Linked DNA regions of Mus musculus: region 2 is linked to region 1. A link is a loop called in an ENCODE intact Hi-C map of the cell type or tissue named here. Cell type or tissue: left cerebral cortex. All regions are shown on one strand. Each heading gives the region's core, and the rest is flanking DNA. Links, peaks and the distances in the headings are about the cores only. Region 1 has its middle 21 kb from the start of Gm40102. Region 2 has its middle 30 kb from the start of Gm40101.

Region 1 (5,377 bases), core at 327-5,326:
TGGCACATTCTCTCCCTGGGGAAGCTGAAGAGAAAAAAGATGGTAGAGAGGAAAACCAGAAAGACGGGTCTTAGGAAGATGGTAAAGGTTGAGGCACAGAGCCTACATTTCCTCTCCTGCAGTCTTTTCCAGAAGTAGTTTGCCCAAGGTGAGACAGCCTGTCTCAACTGACATTCCTCTCTAATTAAAATGACGGGGTTACCTGTAAGCTTGCAGAAGCCCTCCCTGTTTGAGGGACCAGGTCTTTACCACTTTTAAACAAAATAGAGAGAACCCAGCAGCAGCAGATCTGCCCTGCCACAGTGCAGGATGGGGATTAAATCAGAAATTTGGATGTAATAAAGTCTCGAAGGAAGAAACGAAGATAAAATCAAATGTCTTGTTTTTCTTAATAGGTTGACAAATGTAGTTTTTTTAAAAAAAGATTTACTTATTTATTTTGAGTTTATGAGTCCTCTCTGTCTGTATGTACACCTGCGTGCCAGAAGAGGGTATCAGACCTCATTATAGATTGTCATGAGCCACCACATGGTTGCTGGGAATGGAATTCAGGACCTTTGGAAGAGCAACCAGTGACCTTAACCACTGGGCAATCTCCTAAGTCCAAGTTAATCACTTAATGACAGTAACTGTACATTGGGTGACCATATGTCATGGAGAAGAGAAACAAATGACAACAGAATCATTAGAGATGGGAGCAAAGAAGTGAGAAGAATTTGTGCTGTACTCATTCCACACAAAGCTAAGGCAGACACATAATTACAAAATTACTATTCAAACTTTAAGGCAACCGTTAATACAATAGAAAAAATAAATATGACTGATGTACTGAGGGAGAAAAAAATGGAGTTATGTAAGTTCAAAATAGGAAAAAAATGAAACAATTAAGAAACATTAATAGATTTAATGGCATCAGTAATGAGTATTATCTAATGAAAGGACAAAGGTTGTGACAGTGGATGAAAAAGAGATCATTTAACTGCTATATTTGAATAGCCCACACCCCTCCAGAATCAACAGTAGCTCAGGATGCCTCAGACTATAGCAGAGGCCAGGCTTTCTCACGTGACCCACCTGCGCTGTCCGCTGAGATTAAAGGCAGGCTCCACCACTTCTGACACAAATGTTGAGTTGTCCTTGCTCTTGGTTATTTAGTTTCCTGTCACTTTAAAATAAATAAATAAATAAAAGAAAGGAATAAAATTGTTTTTAAAAAAGGCTGATTACCTTTTATCTGGTCACTCCAGATAGTATATTAAAAAAGAGAGCCTTTCAAAATGGTGGCCTAGTGACTATACTGGGGTCATTGTGGGAACCAGGAGATGGCAGAACTGGAGTAGGACGGCCTAGCTCTCTAAATCCTAAATCCAACCTGTCATCCTGAAGAAGCAGGGAACATTGTCACTTCCATTTTATAGTTCATGAAAACTCAAAGACAAACAGTCCTTTTAAGGCTGTGTGGGGTGGTACACACCTTTAATTTTGGGAGGCAGAGGCAGGAGGCTCTCTCTGAGCTCTAAGTGAGCCAAAGTTGCACAGTAAGATCCCATTTTTAAAAGTAGGGAGAGAGGAGCTGGAGGGATGGCTCAGTGGTTAAGAGCACTTCCTGCTCGTGTTGGGTTCAGGTCCCAGCACCTATACGGCATTTCATGACTATCTGTAATCCCAGTTCCAGGGGATCCATAGCCTTCTGGCCTCCTCCTCAGATCCTGTATGCACAAGGTGCCCTTATGTACATGCAGGCAAAACATGCATACACATAAAACAAGAATAAGCAAATATGTTTAAAAGCCTTTTGTGTTTTTAAGCACCTTTAAGAAAATCCCAGGACCGTCTCCCCCAAAATCTGGTCCATCACTTAGTCCATGGCCTCCCTGTGCAGTGCAACGCCAGTCTTTGTTAGTTCCAATGCCTTTGTCCTTGCCCAGTCCCATGGCAGTTCTTTAGGAAGTAGGTGCCACTTATTTTCTGGAGTTGTGAACTTTGCGTCTTTCTTTGGCTCTGAGAGACGAGGGCTGGGGCAAAGGATGCAGCAAACCACCACGAGGCAAATAGAGCTGCCTGGACTCTCCAGCAACTCGGGTCTGCTCCTCTTTCTTTCTTGGTCCTGCTCAGAGTTGCCTTGTTGGCAGGCAGCCGCCTGTGAAGTGTGCACATTTCCAAGCAAATGGCTCCAGGAGCTCGTAATTGCTGCCAAACGTGTGCGGATTTTAATAGCCCATTTTCATTAGCCTTGTGTGAAATCACCTGTCTCTGTGTTGTTACCCAACTTAATTGTCAATTATGGTGATTAAGCTTGGCTTTCACTACCATCTCTGGTAATCATTAGTATTATCTCTGAGGCTGAACCAAGGAAAAGAAAAGCATTCTGGAGGTGCCAGTGACTATTTCGGCATCAGCGAGTGAAGCAGCGTTTTCCTCTGGGTTGAACCAGACCTGAGTGAAGCTGTCATTTCCTATCTGCATCTTAGGACAGCCCACCCTCTCATCACTGCGAATTCTGACATCAAAAGGGCTCTTGGTGCCCTTCCCTGTCCACCTCTCCAGAGTTGACACCACAGTTAATTAAAGGCAGTAGGTCAGACAGTTACAACCTTTTAGATGACTTTGAGCGGTGTCGATGAGCTGAGGTATAATCAGGGGACCCCCTGAACAGGTTTTTTAGGATAGTGTAGAAATTGCACCACTTGGAAATTTGAGAATTTTGATTATTGTTTTTAAAAAAAGTTTTATTTTGTTTTTATGTGTATGTACACGTTGTGTACATGTGCATGTAGTACCCACAGTGGCCAGAAGAGGGCAGAAGATCCTCTCAGAGCCAGAGTTACAGGTACTGTTAGCTGGGAACAGAACTCCGGTCCTCTGAAAGAGCAGCAGGCATTCTCAACCTCTGAGCCATCTCTCCAGCCTCATTCAGATTCTCCTTTGTGCTACTAAACTGCTGATTTTAAGTGCTCTGCCTTAGTTTCTGTTACACAGACTCGTTTAACTGTGCTTCCTGACTGATATTTTACTTTTCCTGGAATTTTAAAATGAACAGTAATGAAAATGGAGGAAACTATCGTCCCCCTTCCTCCCCCTTCGCACATTTCACTTTTGTAAAATTCCCAAGCCCATTTCTGTTATGCTTTTATGAGACTTCAGGACATGACAAAAATAATGAAAGGCGTTTTAAAAAAATGATATCATTAGACACCATCTTTAGTATGTGAGCGCCATGTGTGTCCCCGAGGTTTACGACACTCTTAAGATTTGATGGCTTTCTTTATCTCTCCAAAATCCTTTGAGGAAACTAATAATACATTTTTTTTTGAAAATTCTAATTTAATGGGAAAAAAAGAAATTAAGTCATGTAAGCTTAAGGGATAAGAAGAGGGAATCGGTAACTGCTCAATGCCTTCTGGGGTAAAGGAAGAATAAAGCTATATCTCACACCGTCTTAATAAAAACATCCAGACACAGCCAGGCAGAGTTCATCTCGCAAGCCCGGGCTGAAGCCTGGGGAAATGAAGGAATTAGCTTCCTGGATGCATCTCTCCTGTCTCAGTAGTTTGCTCACACTGAATGCTGTTTGAAGTGCTTTGTTTTTAGAGGCCAGGTGACAACACATGCTTGTGAGCCTCTCTCGAGTCCCCCTGCCTGGACTCAGCACCACTGACAGCGGTGTCTTTGCGACCCTCCTTTTTCATTCAGCATGCACAGTGAAAGACGGGAACGCGACTGCTTAGGGCAGTCTTTAACGGCTGTGAGTAAATGTTTCTCTTGCAATAGAAATATTTGCTATTTTTAATTTTCCCAAGAGGAGGACGTAATTGAGAATATCACCTAAAAATAAACTTTGAGCACACAGGACCGTTTCTTTTTCTCTTCTATGAAGCTTTGCCAAGTGTTTCTTTCCTAAGTCCCCAAGGCAAAATGAAACCATTGTTCTGCTGGTATTCTGCAGTCTGTCCTGGCGTGGATTACCCATTTTCCTTCTATGGGTTGCAAGTTGTTCTTATGAGGGCCTTAGGGTTTCTATTGCTGTGATAAACCCATGACTCAAAACAACTTGGGAAGGAAAGGGTTTATTTCATCTTACACTTCGGGTAACATGTCACCAGGGTAAGGCACTCAGGGTAGGGGCTGATACAGACATCATGGACAAACACTACTTACTGACTTGTTCCTCATGGCTTGCTCAGTCTGCTTTCTTATGCAACACCAGCCTACAGTTGGTACTACCCACAGTGGGCTGGTCCTTCCTACATCAAGAAGATTGGGTGTAGCTACACCCAAAAGATTTGCCTGTAGGCCAATCCTATGGAGGCATTTTCTCAGTTAAGAGTCCCTTTTCCCAAACAGGTCTAGCTTGTGTCAAGTTGGTGTAAAACAAATGGGTACACCACACACCACATTTCATTCATTGGTTGTTGTGAGAGCCCAGATTATTAACCTCAAATGTGGCTGAGAGAGTTTTTTCTCAGGGGCCAAGGAAGCTAAAAGAGGCTGAGGAGAAGAGAATTTTCGAACGCTCACACACATAAAGGATGAGTACCTCCGAGGGGAGTTTATGGTCCTCTCTGTGGACTGATTCAAAATAGGGTGAATATCTGGTTGCTCAGTGGTGCTGTAGAGGATTGATCAGTGCTTCTCTGTTGGTCAGGCTTCTCCAAATCTGTGGAGTCCCCTTGCTGTCTTGCTAATGTAGAAAGCTCTGTGATATAAGGCCTTCAGAATAGCTGACTATGGTCTATTCTGAAAGTCTATTATCTTCTGCTAGTGTGCTAGCATCTCCCACGAGGGGCCAGCCTGTGTTGTATCCCTTCCTTTCCTTTCCTACAACAGAGCACAGTGTCTGGTCCAAAGAGGACAGCAACAATGTCTGCTAACAGGCCTGAGCTGCGACTCTGTACCTACAACAGTGAACGTTGGCTCTGACATTACAGGGAAGGTAGAAGCTGTGTTAGATACTTAGTTTCTTCCTTTAAGGGTCCCACCCTCAATGCATATTCAAGGCATAGAAACAAAGCATGACAACGCCTTTGATAGCGGGGTCTCCTGACTGGCTTTCTGTTTTCATAGACCCTATCACAACTGACCAACAGCTACCAGGACAACAGATTGCTGTTCCCAGACCCTTCCTTGCTCATCCTTTGAGCTTGGGGATCCGTTTCTTTCTGGTGATTTAAATTTGGAACTGCCTCCAAGATTTCAGCCCCGTGTATCAAAAGCTCCCAGAATTTTTCTGCAAAACTTCCTTGATTCAACCAGCTCTGCCAGTTGGGGTTTCTGAGGAAATGAACCAAAGCTGGCAGCGGTTGCCATGGTGACCAAGTCTCTCTGGAGTGAAGTCAGGGGAGCATCCATTTAAAGGAAAGGGGGAGCAGTATTGTAC
Region 2 (5,377 bases), core at 212-5,211, 220 kb after region 1:
ATGAAAAACTCAAAGCTCAATAGGTTGGGCAGTTAGTTCAAAAATCACAGACACCAAGTTTCAAAAACAAAGCATTTGATTGCAGCCCTGTTGTCTGTACTCTACTTACAAGCAAGAGTTGTAGGAACTGAATGGATGATACACACCAAGAGTATGTCTACATACAGCTGTTCCTACTGTGTAGTGTTTGTTTGTTTGTTTGAGACAGGGTCTCACTATGTAGCCTTGGCTGGCCCGGAACTTACTGTGTAGACCAGGCTGGCCTTATACTCACAGGGATCCACCTTTCTCTGCCTCTCTGGCAGAGTGCTGGGATTAAAGACCTGTGCTGCCATGGTGGGCCTTATGAAGTATTCTTATTTCACATTGCCCACTAGAGTTTGTCTAGCACTATACCATTTATAAAGATCATTTGCTTAGTCAACCACTAGAAACTGGCTTAGAGAAGTGACAAACACAGATACTCAAAATAAAACCAGGCTGGGGAGATGGCTCAGCGGGGAAAGGCACAAGCCACGAAAGCCTGAGAACCTGAGTTCTGTCCCCCAAACCCACTTAAAGGTGGGCGGAGAGGACCGACTCCACAAACTTGTCCTCTAACTTCCACACATGTGCTATGACATGCACAGCCCCACATGTACATCACGTCCACATATGCATACCAACTGACACACAATCGTAATAAATTATAAGTAAAAAATATAGCCTGGGTCATTTGGTTTGTAAATGCTCTTTCAGTCCCAGAATGCAGCAGCCATGTCCAACTTTCAATACGTGTGTGTGTGTGTGTGTGTGTGTGTGTGTGTGTGTGTTTCTGTATAACACATGCCATATATTATTATATGTATTATATACATGCCATATATATATGTATGTGTATATATATGTGTGTGTGTGTATATATATATATATTCATTCTTAGGTGGATTCTAGTCCTATCTGCCTCTAAATTACTTCCTCAGGGTGGCAAATCTGGAAACTTTTCCTTTTCTTAACTTTCTGCTTCATTCTCTCCTTTTTGTCAGACAGTTCTCCTTCCAGTGATGGGAAGGAACAAGAAGTCCTGTTTGTCTGACCCCCACATTCTTTCCCCAGTTAAATATCTATGCAGGGAGGTAGATGTCAAATTATAAATGGACTTTTTTTGGGTTGATTTATAATTTGGGGTGTCTGGAAATCTGAGAATTCCCCCATGTTTTGAGTGGGACTCCAGTCCCCCAGGGATCCCAGAGGAGCCCATCCCCTGTACCAGATGTAAAAACGGGAGAGCAAACGGAGAACATAAAGCAAGGGCTCCTCTTCCTGTGAGCCGAGGCTGCAGGGCTGAGTGAAGCTGACTGCGCCTGCACCGGGCACAGGGCTCCACTACAGGCACTTGGGAGGTGGAACTGGGGTGATCACAAGTTCAAGGTCAGGGTGCCTGCTGTACAGAGCAAGGTCCAAGAGATTTAGATCCCCCCCCACACACACACACACACACCTTTCAGTCTTCATTTGTTTCTAATAAAAGCTTGTCTTCACTTTCCATAGCCCCTCAAAATTCGCTCCACCTGAAAGATGTTCTTCGTCTTTCTGTTATTTTAAGCAACCTCCACATTAGACCTTGCTCACACCAGAGGCTCCTAAGTTCCCAAACTTTTGCCTGCTTCCATTTTGTTCCTCTAATCTGAACCGCTGTTTGATATAAACTAGCTATTTGTAGCAAAGTAGAGTAAGGAGATAATTCACACTGAAGTATGAGCGGCTGCTGGCTTTACTTTCTTCACAGGTATTTGCATTTTAAAAAGACTGCTTTCTATGCAAATGAATTTGTAATTGGTGAGAATTCTCTCTGGTGACCGAAAAATAAAGTAGCAAACGCCCATTAGGCAAAAAGGCATCTTTGGAAGAAGTGAGCTGTAAGCTAAGTAGAACAACTGACCAGCACAGGAGCGCGAGCAGCCTTTTCTCCTTCCCAAGAGTCTAGGGCCTTGGCTTTTGTACAGTGCTTAGCACTCAGAGATGCTGTGAAGTCCACTTAGGAACATTCAACATCTTCATCCAGAAAACTAGCACTGAGAGTCCATCCCTTCTGGAGTTGTTTCATATCTGTGCATGCATGCCTGTGTGTGTCTATGTGTGAATTTGTGTATATGTGTATGCTCCTGTGCATTATGTATGTACATGTGTGTTCATGTGTCATGTGATTATATGTTTATGCATATGTATATGTGTGTATACATGTGTATGTGTGTTCATGTGTATGTATTACATGTGTACACATTAGTGCATGTGTTTATATTGTATGCATATGTGTGCATGCATCTATATTGTATGTGTGTGTGTGTGTGTGTGTGTGTGTGCATGTGTGTTCGTGTGTGTTACTATTGTCATTACCGCCATCCACACTTTTGCAGGTGTTTTTACTTTTAAAAAATTTTTTTGAAACAACATTTTTTGTTGTTGTTGTTTAAAAATGGACAGACAGTTTTCCTGGTCTCCAATGTCTTTCTCCATTACAGGGCAGTCTGTGGCTGGTCACTGAAGGTTATGGTGACCCTTTATGCAATTACTGTCCGGGAGGCCTCATTGTATGCTGTGAGTCACCACGGCTCAGAAGCACAGGGTGACTCAGTAGCCTGTTAGGGAGAGGTTAGACGCTCCCCTGGACTAACGTGAAAGGATCCAAACCCATGGCCCAGGAAGAAACATGGCACTTGTTTGGGCAGCCAGGTGGTCTGGCATGCCTGATTATGAGGCGCCCTGGAGACCGAGGGCTCCTCCAGCAAGAGAGCACAGTGTGGCGGGGGTGCTGGGCTTTGGAGTCACAAAGGGCTCGGTTTTAGTTCTGTTTCTGCTCTATTCTGCTCTCAGGCACCACACAGATGCTCTGAGCCTCATTTTAAAATGTATTTATTTTTATTATTTTAAAATAAAGTATAATAATAATGTGTGGGGAGTATATGAATATGTATGCATAGATGAATACATACATGAGTATGTAAAAATAATGTCTGGTGAGTTATGAATATGTATGCATGTACCCAAAGGGTCCACAAGAGGGCATCAGGTCCCCTGGACCTGGAGTTACAGGCAGTTATGAGCTGCCATGGAGGTGCTGGGAACAAGAATCCAGGTCCTCTGGCAGGGTAGCCAGTGCTGAGCCATCCAGTTCCATCTGTGCTGTGAGGTGTGTGTGTGTGTGTGTGTGTGTGTGTGTGTGTGTGTGTGTGTAAATACACATGTAGTGTACCAATACACAGGAGGCAAGGCAGGTGGATCTCTTTGAGTTTAAGCCCAGCGTAGTCTACATGCATAGTGAGTTCCAGGCTAACCAGGGCTACCTAGCGAGATCCTGTCTCAAACAAAACAAAGAAATCTATCTGTACGTGAAAATGGTTCCTCTTAATAAAAATTACTTCGTGATATAAATGCTCTGGCAAATGTTGAGAAACATAAAGGTAATTATTATTCCTATCACCATCATGATTGTACATTGGGATCCAAAAATACAGTTCCCAGAACTAGTAATAATAGGGACCAAGCTAAGGGAAGGGAGTGACAGGGCTCAGATGTCTCTGTCACTGGTTCAGGCAGGGACAAGCCATTCAGCTAGGTTGAAGCGTGTGAAAAGTCATTCTTTATTCCTTACTGTGTGCCTGTCAAGGGAGTAGTCATTTGTGTCCACAGCACTTCCACTTTGGAGAAGAAGATTCTGGGGAAGGGGTCCAAGTGACCTTCATGAAAAAACAGAGCTGAGGCTGAGCCGTTCTTCCCCAGGACAGCCATGTAGGCCTAGCTCTGTGAGACACCAAGGCTTGCCAGAGATATGAGTGGTGTGTACCCATGTCCACTTCCCTCGCTCCACCAGCAGTCCTGGGTTCATGCTGTCTACAAACCTTCGTGGTCCTCACGTCCTTTGTGGGTCCACAGTTCCTGCCTTCCTCTGCTGTCTCGTGTTCTCCTCATGTTCATAGCTCAGAGTCTGGACTTCCATCCCCCCCCCCCTTTTTTTAAAGCAGCCTCAGCCACTCTTCTCTCTCTCTCTCTCTCTCTCTCTCTCTCTCTCTCTCTCTCTCTCTCTCTCCCACTTCCCACCTCCTCGCTCCACACCAATCACATTCCTGCTTGCTCCTAGCCCCGTTCATTATCCTACCACACTCCCCTTCATTCCTAGAAAACAGCTCACCCGCCCCCCCTCCCCCTCAGCTCATGCCCACCTTCCATAAATTCCAGCAGCCTGGCAATCAGTAACTTCAGCATCACACTTCACAGCTCTCAGAGTTTATACGAGTTACTACGCTCCTCCTTGTTATTGCTCTCTGAGATTTGGGTTGTGGCCGGGGGGTGGGGGGTTGGGAGTCGGGGGTCGGGGGCTTCACTTAAAAAAAAAATCTGGCCATAAGTTGAACCTACAGTTAGGTTGACTCCCACATTTCCACGTTTCTTTTTGAAAAATCAGTGGCTTGGGTCTACACTCTGTAACATGGTGAAAGACAACTAGATCCTTCAGGGAACAACGGGGAAGAAGTAGAAAGAAAAAAAAAAAAAGAAAGAAAGAAAATATATATACAAAATACCTAACCCGGTCCACACAAACATTAGCCCTGGGTCCACCCACGGCATCTCCCTACTCCCCTAAGCCCAAGCTCAGGGGTTTCGGCTTTTTCCCTTCTGGGTCGTTTATTCCACTCCTTCTGAGGCCAGATTGCCTCTGAGTCTGTATGTGTGCACACGTGTGTGGCCACTGCTGGCTTTCCAAAGGGCTCACCTCTCTACTGCCATTTTGCTAGGGCACAGCTCCTTCGGATCTTACTCTCCCTCTTTCTCTCCCTGCCCCCAACTCAGCCTGTGCCTTTTCCTGTCTCTTAACTCCACCAGTGCAGCAGCAACTAGCCGAGCTGCTGGCGTGCGTGCGAGTGAGCGAGTGTGAGTGTGAGTGCGTGTGAGAGAGTGAGTGTGTATGTCTGCGTGCGCAGCTAGGCCAAGCCTGCAAGCCTGCCTGTCACTGGAGAGTTTTAGTTTGCATTCAGAAGAAAGGAGGAGGGGAGACAAGAGGGAAGGAGGAAAGGTGGAGGGGGGAGGAGGAGTGAGGGGGGGTGCGGAGAAGGGAGGGAGAATGTCTTGTTTGTGGCTTGTCAGCAATTGCTTGAGACAAGCTTCCATGTGTGAAAGCTACTTGGCATGAATGCCTGGGCCGTACCAAGTGTCACCGCAGCAAGAGGGGGAGACAGAAGAAAAACAGATCAGACCAGAGCAGACAATAGGCCCCTAAAGTGTTCCCCCTAAGTTGCTTTGATGTTGTCCTGGTGTCTTGATACCAGGAGGCCAGGGATTGCTGGAAAAGGGTCTTTTTTGTCTTCGTTCACTTCCCCTCCAGTTTCTGCAATGATTCTCC

Evidence for each region. Hi-C counts contacts between places; a loop is a spot of excess contacts. Peaks named below come from ENCODE experiments on the same cell type or tissue, not always from the same donor. Only the 100,000 strongest peaks of a DNase experiment are listed, where the experiment ranks them.
Region 2: a loop joins it to region 1, with 3.0 times the contacts of the local background. A loop is called at or near these places in 2 of 42 quality-filtered maps.

Annotation. Positions count from the first base shown.
Region 1 is chr3:97,522,459-97,527,835 of GRCm38, reverse strand. No RefSeq gene overlaps it. Among named protein-coding and RNA genes, the nearest start is that of Gm40102, 21 kb to the left of the region's middle. In left cerebral cortex, for the core only: a CTCF peak has its summit at 2,784 (motif pointing right); DNase peaks (open chromatin) are centred at 3,640, 3,951, 4,207, 5,284 and 2 more places; H3K4me3 peaks cover 371 bases; H3K27ac peaks cover 1,790 bases.
Region 2 is chr3:97,297,779-97,303,155 of GRCm38, reverse strand. It overlaps a transcript of Bcl9 not described here. Among named protein-coding and RNA genes, the nearest start is that of Gm40101, 30 kb to the left of the region's middle. In left cerebral cortex, for the core only: a CTCF peak has its summit at 3,016 (motif pointing right); a DNase peak (open chromatin) is centred at 5,146; H3K4me3 peaks cover 789 bases; H3K27ac peaks cover 756 bases.